3 separate regions of the Homo sapiens genome follow, and all the other regions are linked to region 1. A link is a contact called in ENCODE Hi-C or POLR2A ChIA-PET data. All regions are on one chromosome and are shown on one strand. The core of a region is the stretch at or near the end of the contact, and the rest is flanking DNA. Distances in the headings are between cores, read along the strand shown.

Region 1 (4,975 bases), core at 958-3,457:
AACTCCATCTAAAAAAAAAAAAAATAGGGGAATTCCTGCATTCTCTTTGGAAAGAGGAGGGCTGGGGGTGGCACTGGAGTGAATTAGAAATAGGAGGGTAACCCTGGAAGGGCCCGGCTTAATGAAACAAAGCTGAACTCACCTAATGCTCTGCAGTGATCTGTCAATTAGGTGTTCATTTAGATAGAGAAGTTTGGCTTTTAAAATGCAAATTTTCTTTGGAAGTATTAAGTTCACCAACCTCAGTATGCATTAATGCAATCAGGGCAATCCCAGCTGCTACCCACCCAGGGGGAATTAAGCCAATGGCAAGGGGGAGGGGTGGTGTTGTGGGCAGCTGCCTACAGCCTTCTCCTCATGAGCCATTTCTTACCTCCCAGGAGGCAGGTGTCAGTCACCCCTGTTTTGAATATTTATTACAAAGTCTGGGTTCAGAGAAATTAAGTAATTTCTCCAAGGTAACAAAACTACTAAGTGTCAGGCCTGGGCCCCAACCTGGCTCCAGAACTCATGCTGGCTCCACCAGGTTGTTATAAGTTTAGATAAGTGTGAACAGGGCAGGAGAGGGCTCTCCCCTACCCACTAGAAATGTCAGGTGATGGTTCAGCAGTTATCACATTGCCTCTCTAAAAATGATAACGCAACAGCACCAGAGAGAGGCCATTTCCTGATGTTCCACACCTGTTAACAGCAAAATGTTAATTGAATGCAGGCCCCAGGGAGAAGCAACTTCCTGGGCATGCAAGTTAGGAGACAAAAATGGTGAAGTATGATCTTCCGGGGGCACACGCCACTGGAAAAAGAAAGAAAGCCTCAGACGGGCGTGCATATAACTCCCTAAACACAGTGCGCATGCTCAATTCCAAAGGCTAAGGAAAGCACTGCGCATGCGGAAAGCCCGCCCGAAGGGCAGAATCATGGGAAAGAGGCAAGCTCATAAAAGTCCTAGGATCATGGTTAAATGGGGCACTTGACCTTCTCTCTTTAACCTTCACATGTCCTCCTGGGTCTCTTCCAAGCACCCCTTCCTTTCTTTCCTGTTCTAAGGCCTTTTAAAATAAACTTCCACTCCTGTTCTGGAACTTGCCTCAGTCTCTCTTTCTGCTTTATGTCTCTCAGTCAAATCCTTTCTTCTGAGAAGGCAAAGACTGAAGTTGCTACAGACCCATATGGATAGGCCACCAGTAACTTGGGGTAACTCGGATCCCTTCCATCGGTAACAAAGTCACCCACTTTGCCAACTTAGCAGGACAGGGACTTGGCCCCAACAGAAAGCAGCAGGAGAGAGGGTCCTGAGGGTTCAGCCAGCAAGCAACAGGGTCTGAGGTTCAGGGAGGACCGCAGAAGGGACTGGGGACAGAAGACCTGTACCTTTCTACCAGCTTCACCCAGGGTCTGGATAAAAACTGGCACTTGGAAGACTGCAAGCCCCAGGGTCCCCCAGCTCCATCGTGGGGATTTTCCCTCTGGCCACCCCATTTTTCTGCTCAGCATTTTCCATTTGGTTCATTCCTCTCTTGCACACATAGCCCTGCTGGAAGAGGGGCAAAGCACATGGGGAAAGGAGCTGGCTGCTCACACCCCACGTGATTGCCACCTGCATCAGTGACACACATGGGAGACTTCCCTGCTCCTGGCACTTTGAGAAGCTGGGGGTGGGTGACTTTCTATTTCCTGTTGCTCAGGGTCTCATCCGTTTTCTGTATTCTTTTCTGCTGTTCTCTTACTCTCAACTTCTTGATGTTGCTCACTTCTTGTTTAGTCAGCCACACATTTTTTTGAGTGTTTCCTACCTGCCTGGCTCTAGAGAACACAAAGAAAGTAGCTGCTGAAGCCAGGCACGGTGGCTCACGCCTGTAATCCCAGCACTTTGGGAGGCCAAGGTGGGCAGATCACGAGGTCAGGAGATCGAGACCATCCTAGCTAACATGGTGAAACCCTGTGTCTGCTAAAAATACAAAAAAAATTAGCTGTGCATGGTGGCACGTGCCTGTAGTCCCAGCTACTCAGGAGGCTGAGGCAGGAGAATCGCTTGAACCCGGGAGGCGGAGGTTGCAGTGAGCCGAGATTGTGCCACGGCACTCCAGACTGGGTGACAGACTGAGATTCTGTCTCAAAAAAAAAAAAAAGAAAAGAAAAGAAAAAAGAAAGTAGCTGCTGAAAGAGGAAGGGGAGAGGAAGATAAAAATGAGTGTTTATGGGTCAGTGACAACGTGCCAGGCCCTGGTCCACTGTGCATGGCACCTCTGCTCACCACTGTCAGGGAAGGATGACTCTGTCCCCGACTCAACGCAAGCTCAGAAGCCCACAGGCACTGTGCAACCCTTGGCCCTGGCTCTTCCAGTGACCTCATCCACAGGAAGCTGATTGTGTCCTTGAGAAGGCAAAATGTGCACATATGGCATCACCAGGAAGCAATTAAAGGCTAAGCTGAGTCTCTGTCATCAACACAGCAGAATCTGAGTCCCAGAATTCTAGTCTGAGAGGTGGGGCTCAGGCTGGGGAGGCAGCACAGCCCAGCAGGGCTCCTAAACATCCCTGCCATGGTTTAGCAGGAGAGAGTGTGGGCCAGAGCTTCAAATACCCTCCACTGAGGCTGGGGTAACAGGTTCCAATGTATCTACTCTCCTGATCCCAGCCCTTAAAACAAAACAAAACCACAACAATCAGCTGGGTTTTGTTACTTCCCCAAGTTCGCAGATATGTTTTTAGGAAGAGGAAAAAATGACAGACCAGAAGGGAAAGGGAGTGCCCCCCTTAGGGTCCGCAAAGGTGCAGCTGAACTAGGCCCTAGGCCCAGGTGCTGGCTCTTCTGGACTGAGCTAGCACCGTCTCTGATGCCCATAGAGGGCTCTGGAATGAAAGCAGCTCTGGGGCTGCCCTGTCCTGTGCATCCACATGACAGAGCTTCTCCCAGCACCACCATCAGAAGTAGACCCCAGCGTGATGGGCAGCTGCTCCCCATATGAAGAGGTTCACATTCCTGCACCCTCAGACGGGGAAAGAGCTCTGAGCTTATTGCCTCCAACTCCTGCCTCACAGCTGAGGGACACTGAGCCCCACAGCAGTGTGTCACCCTTTGCCAAGGTCACACACCACAGGGTGCCAGAGCCAGAACAAACTCCAGGGTCCTGATTCCTACACTTTCCCATCCACATTCCATCTTGTGTTGGAGTCTAACAACCAGATCTCTTTTCAGTCCTTTGAGATCCTGGTGTCCAGCTGTGGGCCAAGGTACTGTGTGGTCTTCATGGCAGGGTCCCAGGTGGTGACGCACCCCTCTCCTCCCTCCATGGCTCCACCAGCTCTGTTGGAGTTTATGCATCAGCCAAGAGGAAACGGTAGATCAGGATGCAGAGACACAGGGGAGCAGAATCCCCATCCCCGCAGCACAGCCAGATGAGAGGAGGTTCCAAAGTCCTGTGTGCAGTACTCAGCACCCCTTGGCCCCACACTCTGCACCCTCAGAAATGTCCCTCCAGGCAGGGGCCCAGGCATTCACTTGTCCTGAGACACCTCATGGGGGTGTTCAGGGCAAGTGGAGGCACCTATGAGACAGCCAGGTGGAACCATCTGGGCTGGTGGGACGGGCATGGGAGAGGACAGAAAATGCACTGGTAGGCTCCCAGAGGTGCATATAAGGGAAACACAAGGGGTACGAGGGCCACCCCATGGGAAGTGGAAGAGACAGTGCAGGGGCAGAAAAGCAGAAGTACTTTGTTTCCTGGAAATGTTTTAGGGAGGGGGAGGTGGTGAGGATCCATTGAGGGAAATGCTGATGGCTGAAGAAAGATGAGGCCTGATGACTGGTAGTTGGGTTCCTACACATGGAGACCACGTTGTGCCCCACAGGAGCAATCTGGTGGTGTGGTGTCGGGGAGGGTGGAGGAATTGGGTTACAGAGCCTGTGCAGGGATTTGGAACCAGAGGGCTCCTCAGAACGGGAGAAGGAGATGGTCTGTAAGGACCTGTTCGACTCCAGTGAGGGTATGAGGGACAGTGAGGGAGGAAAGCAGTCCCACATAGGAGGACGCCCAGAGTGGGGAAGCAGGTCTTGGGGAGAGCTAGGTTTCAGTCCGAGCGAGAAGGGAGAGGATGTTCCAGGAACAGGCTGAGACCCTGGGGCCTCCAGAAGGCTTGAAAGAAAGGTTTCAGCAGATGGGGTCAGAAAAGGAGTGTTCAGGGCCATAGGGGGAGGGTGACCTGAGCTTCTTGCAGTCCCTGACGCAAACAGGGATAAAGGACATAATGAGATTAGTCCTGAATCTGAGGCAGAGAGTGATGAGGAGACTGTGAGTTTGCGGGAGGGAGGGGAGGGCCTGGCTGGGAGAAGGCTGGGTTCTAGGTTCCCTATAGTCCTGCCAGAGAAAGTCAGAGCCCAGAGAGTCAATGGCTCCCTCCTGACACCTGCACAGGGAAGTGTACACCTGGCCAGGGTGGGTGCTCTGTAGACTGCTGTGGGGTGAGGGAGCAGCTTCTCCTGGGCATAGGACTCAAGGCACCTGCAGGATGCAGGGCTCCAGGCTCCCTCAGTGCCTGCTGATGGCTCTCCTCTGAGAGGGGGTAAACTGGCTTCCTGGGTACCCACAATGTACAAGGCACTTGTTCTCAGTAGGATGCACCAGGAACTGTCAGAAGTATACCTATATGTGACAGGCATGATTACTACCCCGATTTTAGAGCTAGGGAAACTGAGGCACTGAGCAGTTAATCAATTTGCCCCAGGCCCAATAGATAAACAATCAGTGTAGAGCTGGGGTCTCAACACAGCAGGCTCCCTCCACAGTGTGGGCTCCAAGCCACACTGGCTGTCCTGCTGCCATCATCCAGCCTTGGCTATGTTTAAAAAGAAAAACAATGTCAGGCGCGGTGGCTCATGCCTGTAATCCCAGCACTTTGGGAGGCTGAGGTGGGTGGATCACGAGGTCAGAAGATGGAGACCATCCTGGCTAACACAGTGAAACCCCGTCTCTAC
Region 2 (4,672 bases), core at 331-2,830, 100 kb before region 1:
CCAGAGCTCTGCAGAGGGGCAGGGGCAGGGCCCAGAGAGAGCAAGGCCGAGAGTAGAGGCCCTAAACCTCAGGTCTGACCACATCTGCAACTCTACAGGTAGCTGCATCCTGTGTTGAGACGCTATTGAGTGGCCTTATCGTCCCGTACCATTTATAAAACACGTGGACACATGTTATCCACCTGAGCCACTCAGGGATTCTGTGAGGCCACAGCCAGAATCATGGTCCCATTTCACAGGTAGGAAAACTGAGGCCCAGAGCAGTTAGATCCCAAAAAGCCAGAGCCAGCTCTGTGGTGTCCTGACTTCCAGCCCAGGGCCTCCCATCTGACAAATGGAGAAACAGACCAGGAGAGAAAGGGATCTGCCCGAGCTCACATAGGCGCCCCTGTGTGGAGGGGCCCATGTAGAGGGGCCCATGTGGAGGGGACCTGTATGGAGGGTGGCATGTGGAGGGGCCCACGTGTGGAGGGGCCCATGTGTGGAGGGGCCCGTGTGGAGGGATCATGTGTGGAGGGGCCCGTGTGGAGGGATCATGTGTGGAGGGGCCCATGTGGAGGGGCCTGTGTGGAGAAATCATGTGTGGAGGGGCCCATGTGGAGGGGCCTGCGTGGAGGGGCCCGCGTGGAGGGATCATGTGTGAAGGGGCCCGCATGGAGGGGCCTGTCGGTAGGGTGCCAGGTAGAGGGGCCCATGTGGAGGGGATCTGTTGGAGGGTGCCTGTGTGGAGGGGGCCTGTGTGGAGGGGACCTGTGTGGAGGGGCCCGTGTGGAGGGCGCTGTGTGGTGGGACCCGTGTGGAGGAGCCTGCATGGAGAAGACCTGTATGGAGGGTGGCTGTGTGGACCACTGCCCTCTGCCAGAGACCAGATTGTTCACTTCCTCCACCATTCCACAGCTCCAGCCCCATTTCAGGGGTGCAGAAAAGAGGCCTGAAAGCAGCATGGATGAGAGTTAGGGCTACAGGCCCTGATGGCCATTCCTTCCCTGTGCCTTGGGAGATGCAAGGAAGGAGGGTGGCTGCAAAGGCCTGTGGGAGCCCAGAGCACTGTTCTTCCCAAAGGGGCATCTGCCCTGGGAGCCCAGACCTCAGTGTCAGACAGAGAAGGGGTCCCCCCACCATGCTCAGCCCTCATCAACCCTTGACCTTGAGCAATCTGCTTCTCTTCTGTAGCCCTCAGTTTCCTCATCTGCCCAAGGGGGTGATAAGAGTCCCTCCCCACAAGGTAGGTTTGCGGATTGAGATGATGCCTAAGCTGTGCCTGGCCTATGGGGACCCTCACCTACCCTCAGTCATTGCTCTTGCCTGGGCCTGCGGGTGACACTGTGTGAACCTGGGCAAATGCCTTTGCCTTCCTGGGCCCAGCCTTCCCTCTGGTCAAGGAGGAACTGGGTCAGGGACCCCGAGTGCCAGCCATTCAGGAAACCAGCAGATTCCTGGGTGAAGGGGTTGGCCAGGGAGGCCTGAGATGGGAGTAGGGTGGGGGCCAGGCCAAGGGATGGGGTTGGGGGATGCGCTTTCCCAGCTCTGGTGGCCCTGCCTGCAGCTGGCCACCCCTGGAAATCCCCAGGCTAAATTTAACCCCAAGTTGGCTGAAACCAGAACTCAGAGTGACAAAAGGAGAAAAATAAGAGGAAGAGAAACTGAGCTCATGGCCACCCGGGCATGGGATGAGTGACAAACAGGCCCAGGTGTGGCCCAGGAGGAGCATGGGGCAGTTTCAGGGCTGCTGCTGGATGTTTGTGCAGCTCACAGGTGGGGGCAGTAGAGCCTGCGCCCCACCCCACCCCCTCCTAGTCCAGCCCCTGGGCCTGATGCTGCCCCCTGGCTGCCTCCCCACACCCTGAGCTCCATCCTGGGTCCCAGGGTCCACCAGAAGGCATCTCAGAACCAGCCAGCAGTGGCCCTGATTGTCAGCAGGACCCCAGGGAGGGGGGTGGCCAGGACAGGGCTCTGAAGCCCCCACCCCAGGACCTTCCCTGGGCAGAACGAGTTGGTGAGGGAGTGATGAGCAACCACAGGCCTCCTAACTTCCCAAGCTGGCGATTCTGAGAGGCCTCAAGGCTGAGACACGGTTCAGCCTTTTAGGCCCTCCTGAACGTGTCCCCTGTCTCCACAGCCTGGGAATGCACTCTCTTTTGACCCAGAAATCCTGCTCATAAGAATTTATCATGGAGATGCCAGAGAGCCAGTGCATGTGGATGTTAGCCAGGGAGCTAACAGCAAAACGTGACAGAAAAGAGCCCGAGAGCAGATGCCAGCCTCACATCCACATCCCCAGATGGCCTTGGAGAAGGGCCATAGACAGATGTTCACAACAGGGCAAGAAGAAGTGAGGAAAGAAGTTCCCATCTTTGTGATAAGCCCATGATTTCATGCAGAAAAAGATCTGGAAGGCGCCATACCAACGCGCTAACAGGGCCTCTTGGGCAGTGCAGGATCAGAGACTTGCTTTGTATTCTTATTTAATTTTTCCTGTTTTCAGATTTTATAATCGGAGAACAAAACATTAAGCCAATTTAAGATGTAAGATCCTATAAAAATGCTGTATTCGATGATGCGAATGGCATCTGAAAAGCCTTGAACATATTATCCCAAAGAGGCCACCAGATAAGACGTGACCTGTGTGTGCATGAATCCCTGCATTTTTATCCATACCTAGATGCACATCCGTATCCACATCTATTCCCCGGGGCTACCGGTTGCGGGGGTAAACTGTAGGTAATATTGGTTTTCATTTTGTACATCTAACTTTTTTCATTTTTTGACAATCATTATACATTTATTATTATGAAAAATAGAAGGTTTTGTCACTTAAATCAACATGTTTATTCCAATTCACTTAACATTCAGCAAATATTTCTTGTGTGTCTGCTACACCCACAACAGTCAGGGTGCAGGGTTTGAGATTACACTGATGAGAAGACAGAGTGTTCTCTCTTGAGGAGTAGTACAATGGGGGATTATATGGAAGAGGTCACTACGATCCTAACATGGATTCGCATCCTGTATGTCTTAGGTGCTGCCCAAAGCCCGAAATTGTCTCACAGCTCCAGCCAGCTCAGAGGCAGGAAGCCCAGGGAAAGTTGCTGAGTCATAAAAATGGAAAGAGAGGGCATTCCAGGGGGGATGAGTACCTAGCAGCCGACATTTAGCAAAGAGGATTGGAAAATGAACCCCCCCTTAAAATACAGTTAAACACAGAGGAGGGAGCAACTGCAAACAAAAAGTTTAAGCGATTTCTGCAAAGAGCAATAAAAGCCATAGAGCAGCTTGGGACAAGGTCAGGTCAGGATGAGCAGAAGTTGGGAAGGAAAGAAGGAAGCCAGGATGGACTTGGAGAGTTTTTACCAGTTCCTCAGGCAGGAAGAATTGTATGGTAGGTCAGAGCATATTTCTAGGAAGACCTCGGTTGACAAATTTCTCTGCCACTGAGAGATGACAATTTACCTTGGTAGCTAATCTCTCTCCTCATGTTCCCATCTATTTGATATTGATTTAATATGAGTAGCTACCTCCCATGTGTATAATAGGAAATGTATGGGAGAATGCATATTAATTCCTGAATAGAATATCTGGTTCCATGAATGATGGAAGTTGGTTTAGAATTTATTATTGGAAACTCACCCTGCACTACCTATAGTTGGTTTATTTTAATTATACTTATATTCATTATATAGTAACTCATATATATTTGTCATTTCTTTTCTTATATTCAAAAAGTCTCTACATAAATAAACTCTGCACCTATGGTCATTGCTGGGTATCTGTTCTATACACAGCAAGGAGCCAGACGCCCTATCTTACTTGTTCACTTTCCAGCTTCTCCTTAGAAAAAAAAATACAAGTTTTTAACCCAATTCTATGAGTCTAGTACTGTGACCCAAAACCCAAAGGGCAGGAACTCAACAGCCACCTCTCCATCCTGCCTGCCTCCCAACCCACATTCCCCTTCCAGAACCCTCACTGATGAGGGAAAAGATGATGTCTCCAAGAGGAGCAGCCCGTTCACACATCTTCAAGCTTCATCTCCCCAGCAGCCATCCAAGTGCCTGACCTTCAAGGCTCTCAATAAACAGTCTGAATGAGGAAAGAAAGGGAGGGAGGGAAAGAAGGAGGGAGGGAGAAAGGGGTAGGTGGATGGATGTATAGATGGGTGAGTGATTGATGGGTGGATGAGTGGGTGGATTGGTAGGTGAATGGATGAGTGGATAGTTGGGTGGGTGAGTGGATGGCTGGATAGATGAATGCGTGGACTGGTGGGTACATGTGTGGGTGGGTAGTTGGATGGGTGAATAGTTGGATAAGTAGGTAAATTCTAACCATGAGAAGCACAGATTGGTATCTGGCAACTCTGTGTAGAGATTAGATTCCAATTCCTGCTCTGATCCTGACTCGGGTGTGATCTTGGGCCCTTTCCTTAATGTCTTGAAGCCTTTTCCCTTCATCTGCCCTGCCCATCTCACAAACTGCTGGGAAGAACCCTGGAAGGACATATGTGCACGAAGATGCTTTAGAAACCCTAGCAAGCTTCTCAGGTGTGACCTTAGCATTGGAGGGAACTTGAAGGTCATTGGGCTGACTCTCCCGATGGTTGGATCACAGTTCATGGTAAGAGCCTAAGCTTAGAGTCCAGACAGACCTGGGTTTGTGTCCTGGCTCCACCACTTGT
Region 3 (4,651 bases), core at 1,823-4,322, 110 kb after region 1:
AAAGCTTTCAGGTTCTCCATACAGCCTAGAAAAAAAAAAAAAAACAAACAAACCAACCCTTGAATTTTTGCCAGTCTCAGAAACCAACCAACCCAGAAGTCAATAAGTGGGCCAGTTGGGGCAGGAATGTACCAGAGTTTCTGCTGCTTTGGGGCACTGGGGAATCATGTTGGTTATGCAGCATTTCAGAGTCACTGAAGAGGCTCATGTCTCATCCAACCCTCCTTGTGATTCTCCCTGCACACTTCCTACCAGTGACTTCTCACAAAGTCTGTCATGAGGTTAAGAAAATGGCCTTTGCCATTTCTTTGACCTCAGGAGAGATATGGGGTCAAATTATAACCCTGTGTCAAACTAGTCATATGACTTTGAGTGGGTTACACCTACGGATGCCAGATTTAGCAAATAAAAATCCAGCTTTGGCCAGGTATGGTGGCTTACGCCTGTAATCCCAGCACTTTGGGAGGCCAAGGCAAGCGGATCACCTGAGATCAGGAGTTCAAGACCAGCCTGGCCAACATGGTGAAACCCCATCTCTACAAAAATACAAAATATTAGCCAGGCATGATGGCAGGTGCCTGTAGTCCCAGCTACTCAGGAGGCTGAGGCAGGAGAATCACTTGAACCCAAGAGGCGGAGGTTTCAGTGAGCCAAGATCGTGCCATTGCACTTCAGCCTGGGCAAGAGAGCGAGATGCCATCTCAAAAAATAAATAAATAAATAAATAAATACAAATCTAGCTTTATTTATTTATTGGGCAACCCTAGACTTACAATCCTTCTCTGAACCATGCTTTTCTTATCTGTGGGTTGAGAATGGACTCTCCCCTGTAGGTGGCCTTTCTAAGGATTAAGATAATCCAGGCTGGGTGTGATGGCTCACACATATAATCCCAAAACTTTGGAGGCTGACCTGGGAGAATCAATTGAGGCCAAGAGTTCAAGAACAGCCTGGGCAACACAGCAAGATCTTGTTTATAAAAAAATAATAATAAGAAATTAGTCAGCCATGGTGGTACTTGTAGTCCTAGTTACTCAGGAAGCTGAAGCAGGAGGATCTCTTGACCCCAAGATTTCAAGGTTACAGTGAGCTATGATTCTGCCACTGCACTCTAGTCTGGGAGATGGCAAGACCCTCCCTCAATAAATAAACATTTTTTAAAAAGAACCCGGGCACCGCACCTATAGTGGAACTGGCCTGGAGTCAGGCTCAAACAATAGCAACCCTTATTACTGAAGTTCTACCCAGTGCCTGAAGCCATGCTAGGACCCCAGTCATGGTCACCTGTGCTGTGTCACGCTCACCTATGTTCATGGCCTTGTAGATACACTCGGGGTCATGCATGAGGTCACACAAGGCCATGAGGGCTTTCTGCCTCGTCTGGAGGTCCTCTGACTGCAGCTCCTCCTTCAGCTTGGGCAGGGCCCGATGGCCATAGGCAGTGGTAATCTGGGTGGCATTGATGTTAATGGGAAGCTCCAAGGAGTTCTGGGAATGGGCCATCTTTCCCCAACTACAGAGGCCTTTCCAAATGAAGCTCTGCAGAAACCACTCACTAAAAGAGACCAAAAAGCTGTCATTATTTCTATTATGATTTAAAAGCTACTTCTCATCTGATCCTCCAAACTGTGAGGGCAGGCAAATGGGTATTTTTACTTTCATTTTACAGATGAGCAAACTGAGGCTGAGAGCAATGAAGAGATTTGCTCAAAGTCCCAGTGAAGGTAAGTAAGTAGCAGCCCAAACTGCAAACTCCAGAGCCCTCCCACACAATAGTGCTTCACAGAAGAAACCACTGATACTTTCATCTGGATCTTCAGTCAAAGGCATTAAAGGACAAAACAAACCAAACAAGCAAACTCCAAGTTGGTCACTCTGTTTAGTGCTTACCTTGTGCCAGCAATAAGTAGTATCCAATTCAACTACCCCATAAGGAGGGGGCTGGTATTATCCACATTTTACAAATGAGGAAACTGAGGTTCTGGCCAAGGAGCTTACTGGAGGCCATGAAACTGGTAAGACTAGAAGCCAGTGTTCAAATCTGGGTCTAGCTCATTCACTGCCAGGAACCCATATTCAGATGCTTCTGACACATCCATGAAAAGGAATTAATGTTAAAAGGTGATTTATGGCCACGCGCAGTGGCTCACGCCTGTAATCCCAGCACTTTGGGAGGCCCGAGGCAGGCGGATCACAAGGTCAAGAGATCGAGACCATCCTGGCCAACATGGTGAAACCCCGTCTCTACTAAAAATACAAAAATTAGCTGGGCGTGATGGCGCATGCCTGTAGTCCCAGCTACTCGGGAGGCTGAGGCAGGAGAATCGCTTGAATCAGGGAGGCGGAGGTTCCAGTAAGCCAAGATCGCGCCACTGCACTCCAGCCTGGCGACAAAGCAAGACTCCGTCTCAAAAAAAAAAAAAAAAAAAAAAGTGATTAACTTTTATTGCCGACACACACACACACTTTCAGCAACTATGGGCAGTGTAGGTTAGTAGTTAAGAACTGGCTCCAGATTCAGGCCTGGGTGACCTTGGCAAGTTACTTCCTCTATCTGTGTCTTTCTGCAGCTTCAAAGGGGAGATGATAACAGTACCTCCTTCCCTGCCTCCCAGAGTTGTCATATTAACGAATACACGTAAGCCTGGCATACCAGGGCTTCAGCTATGTTGGCTGTGGTTATTATTACGGTTATTATCATGGTTAGTAGAATGGACAGGCCACAGGCCTGTAGGAATCTACTCCAGTAAAAGGTAAGCCAGATGCTCACGCGGGACACCAGATGACAACGGTAGAAGTGGGGGCCGGACTGGGAGGGACGTGGCCATGTTTGAGTTGAGCTCCCCTCACAGGAACGGTGGGTGCTGGAGACAGGGGCCTGCCTTCTTCTAAGCGGCGTGGGCTGGGAGAGTCCGGCCGGAGACAAAAGACCGTGATTTTGAGTGTGGGGACACGGCCCCGTGTGAATGGGACTGGGTGGGTCACTGGGCCCCCCTGTCCCCGGGCCCCTAGCCCACCACCGCCGCCTCACCTGCCTCCGCAGCCCTTTCTGCTTCCAGTAGCCCGCGCCACTGGCCAACCTATTCAGTTGCCAGGCGACATCGTTGCCAGGCGACTCCAGCAGCGTCCGCGGCGCCGCGGTCGACATAATCAGCACCCACTGCGCAGGCGCAAACAGCCCAAGGCTGCGGCCGGCTGCAAAGCGGGAACAATCATTTACAGGGTTGCTGTGGAGACCAAAGGCAGCTCAGCTTTGTTCAAAGTACAGAAGGGAAAGGAAGTGACTTATTTACGCCCTTCTCTGTACTGGGTACTTTGCATGCCTCTGATCCTCAGAGTAAATTCATAAGGTGGTAACATCTAGTTTAGAGACAAGAACCTCAGAGAAGTTCAGTCGTTTCTCCCAATTTTTTTTTTTGACGGAGTTTCGCTCTTTCACGCAGGCTGGAGTGCAGTGGCGCGATCTTGACTCACTGCAACCTCCGCTCCACTCCGCGCCACCGCACCCAACCCGGGTGCAAGTGATTCTCCTGCCTAAGCCTCCCAAGTAGCTGGGATTATAGGCGGCCGCCATCACACCCAGCTAATTTTTGTATTTTTAGTAGAGACAGGGTTTCGCCATGTTGGCCAGGCTGGTCTCGAACTCCTGACCTCAGATGATCCACCCGCCTCGGCCTCCCAAAATGCTAGGATTACAGGCGTGAGCCACTGCGCTCAGCCAGTTTCCCCCAAATTACATAGGCCTGATCTCAAGACTGCCTAGCCCTGCCCATGCCCCTTGCTCTTCAGGCTGACCGCCTGGTAATGACAAAGGTTAGCCTCTGCAGTGGACCCAACACACTGCTGGCCAGCGTAGCTGTTCTCAAAAGCAAGCCAGACCCAGCCACCACCTGCATAAAACCCTCCATGGCTCCCCACTAGTCTCAGGGCTGAGTCCAAACTCCTAGCCTAGTGCTCCAGTCCCTGGGTGATGGCCTCCTCCAGCCATGCCAGACTCTCTCTTAACCCCTCAAATGCCACCTCGCTCATGAAGCCTGAGCGCTCTGTAACACTAATTATTACCTCTTTATCCTTCAGGATGCAACTTGGTGAACACTTCTTCCATGAAACCTTCCTTCTCCCTGAAGGAGTGAAGTATGGGCCATCCCAAAATATGCTGGATTGGTATATTGACCATTTTGAGTGGACAACATTGGAAAAATAGTGGCCTCAGAAAGGGCTAACTGGGCCAGGTGCAGTGGCTCATACCTGTAATCCTAGCACTTTGGGAGGCTGAAGGGGGAGGGTTGCTTGAGCCCAAGAGTTTGAGGTTACAGTGAGATATGATCACACTACTACACCCCAGCCTGGGTGACAGAGTGAGACCTCAACTCTAAAATAAATAAATAAATAAATAAATAAATAAATAAATAAATAGATATAATTTTAAAAAAAGATACAAGAAAAGGCAAACAGATATGCTTCTTTCTGCATTCAGCAAGCCATAAAGATTCCTCTAGGAGCGGTACCCTCACTGTACCAGGGCAAGAAAATAGCCCTTGTCACCTGAGACTAAGAATTGGGGACTGCAATGGACCTGAATAAATATACTTAACCCTGTCTTCCACTAAGTTTATGCCCCTCATATTATCTCCTAGTGAATCCCCTAGAA

What was found. A loop is a pair of places that touch in the nucleus more often than their neighbours do. ChIA-PET counts read pairs that join two places held with the same protein, here RNA polymerase II (POLR2A). Pooled maps may share reads with other maps.
Region 2: a loop to region 1 is called in a pooled map, with 2.8 times the contacts of the local background. The contact joins two enhancer-like sites. A Hi-C loop is called at or near these places in 1 of 50 pooled maps. POLR2A ChIA-PET finds 5 or more read pairs at or near these places in 2 of 52 experiments (OCI-LY7 and naive thymus-derived CD8-positive, alpha-beta T cell).
Region 3: a loop to region 1 is called in a pooled map, with 2.6 times the contacts of the local background. The contact joins the promoter of RSPH14 here to the enhancer-like site in region 1. A Hi-C loop is called at or near these places in 1 of 50 pooled maps. POLR2A ChIA-PET finds 5 or more read pairs at or near these places in 2 of 52 experiments (HEK293T and activated B cell).

What each region holds. Positions count from the first base shown.
Region 1 is chr22:23,034,489-23,039,463 of GRCh38, forward strand. No RefSeq gene overlaps it. Among named protein-coding and RNA genes, the nearest start is that of GNAZ, 34 kb to the right of the region's middle. Within about 2 kb of position 2,208, at least 3 of the 41 ENCODE cell types and tissues checked have a DNase peak (open chromatin) inside an H3K27ac peak, as active enhancers do; they include OCI-LY7, where a contact is called at or near this core.
Region 2 is chr22:22,934,116-22,938,787 of GRCh38, forward strand. No RefSeq gene overlaps it. Among named protein-coding and RNA genes, the nearest start is that of IGLL5, 49 kb to the left of the region's middle. RefSeq lists a silencer at 83-172 and an enhancer at 1,343-1,722. Within about 2 kb of position 1,581, at least 4 of the 41 ENCODE cell types and tissues checked have a DNase peak (open chromatin) inside an H3K27ac peak, as active enhancers do; they include OCI-LY7, where a contact is called at or near this core.
Region 3 is chr22:23,138,918-23,143,568 of GRCh38, forward strand. It overlaps RSPH14 (radial spoke head 14 homolog), which reads right to left and starts at 3,073. Exons shown (of 7, transcript NM_014433.3): 1 at 3,032-3,073; 2 at 1,305-1,555; 3 at 1-25. The coding sequence starts at 1,503. RefSeq lists enhancers at 1-12, 2,367-3,259.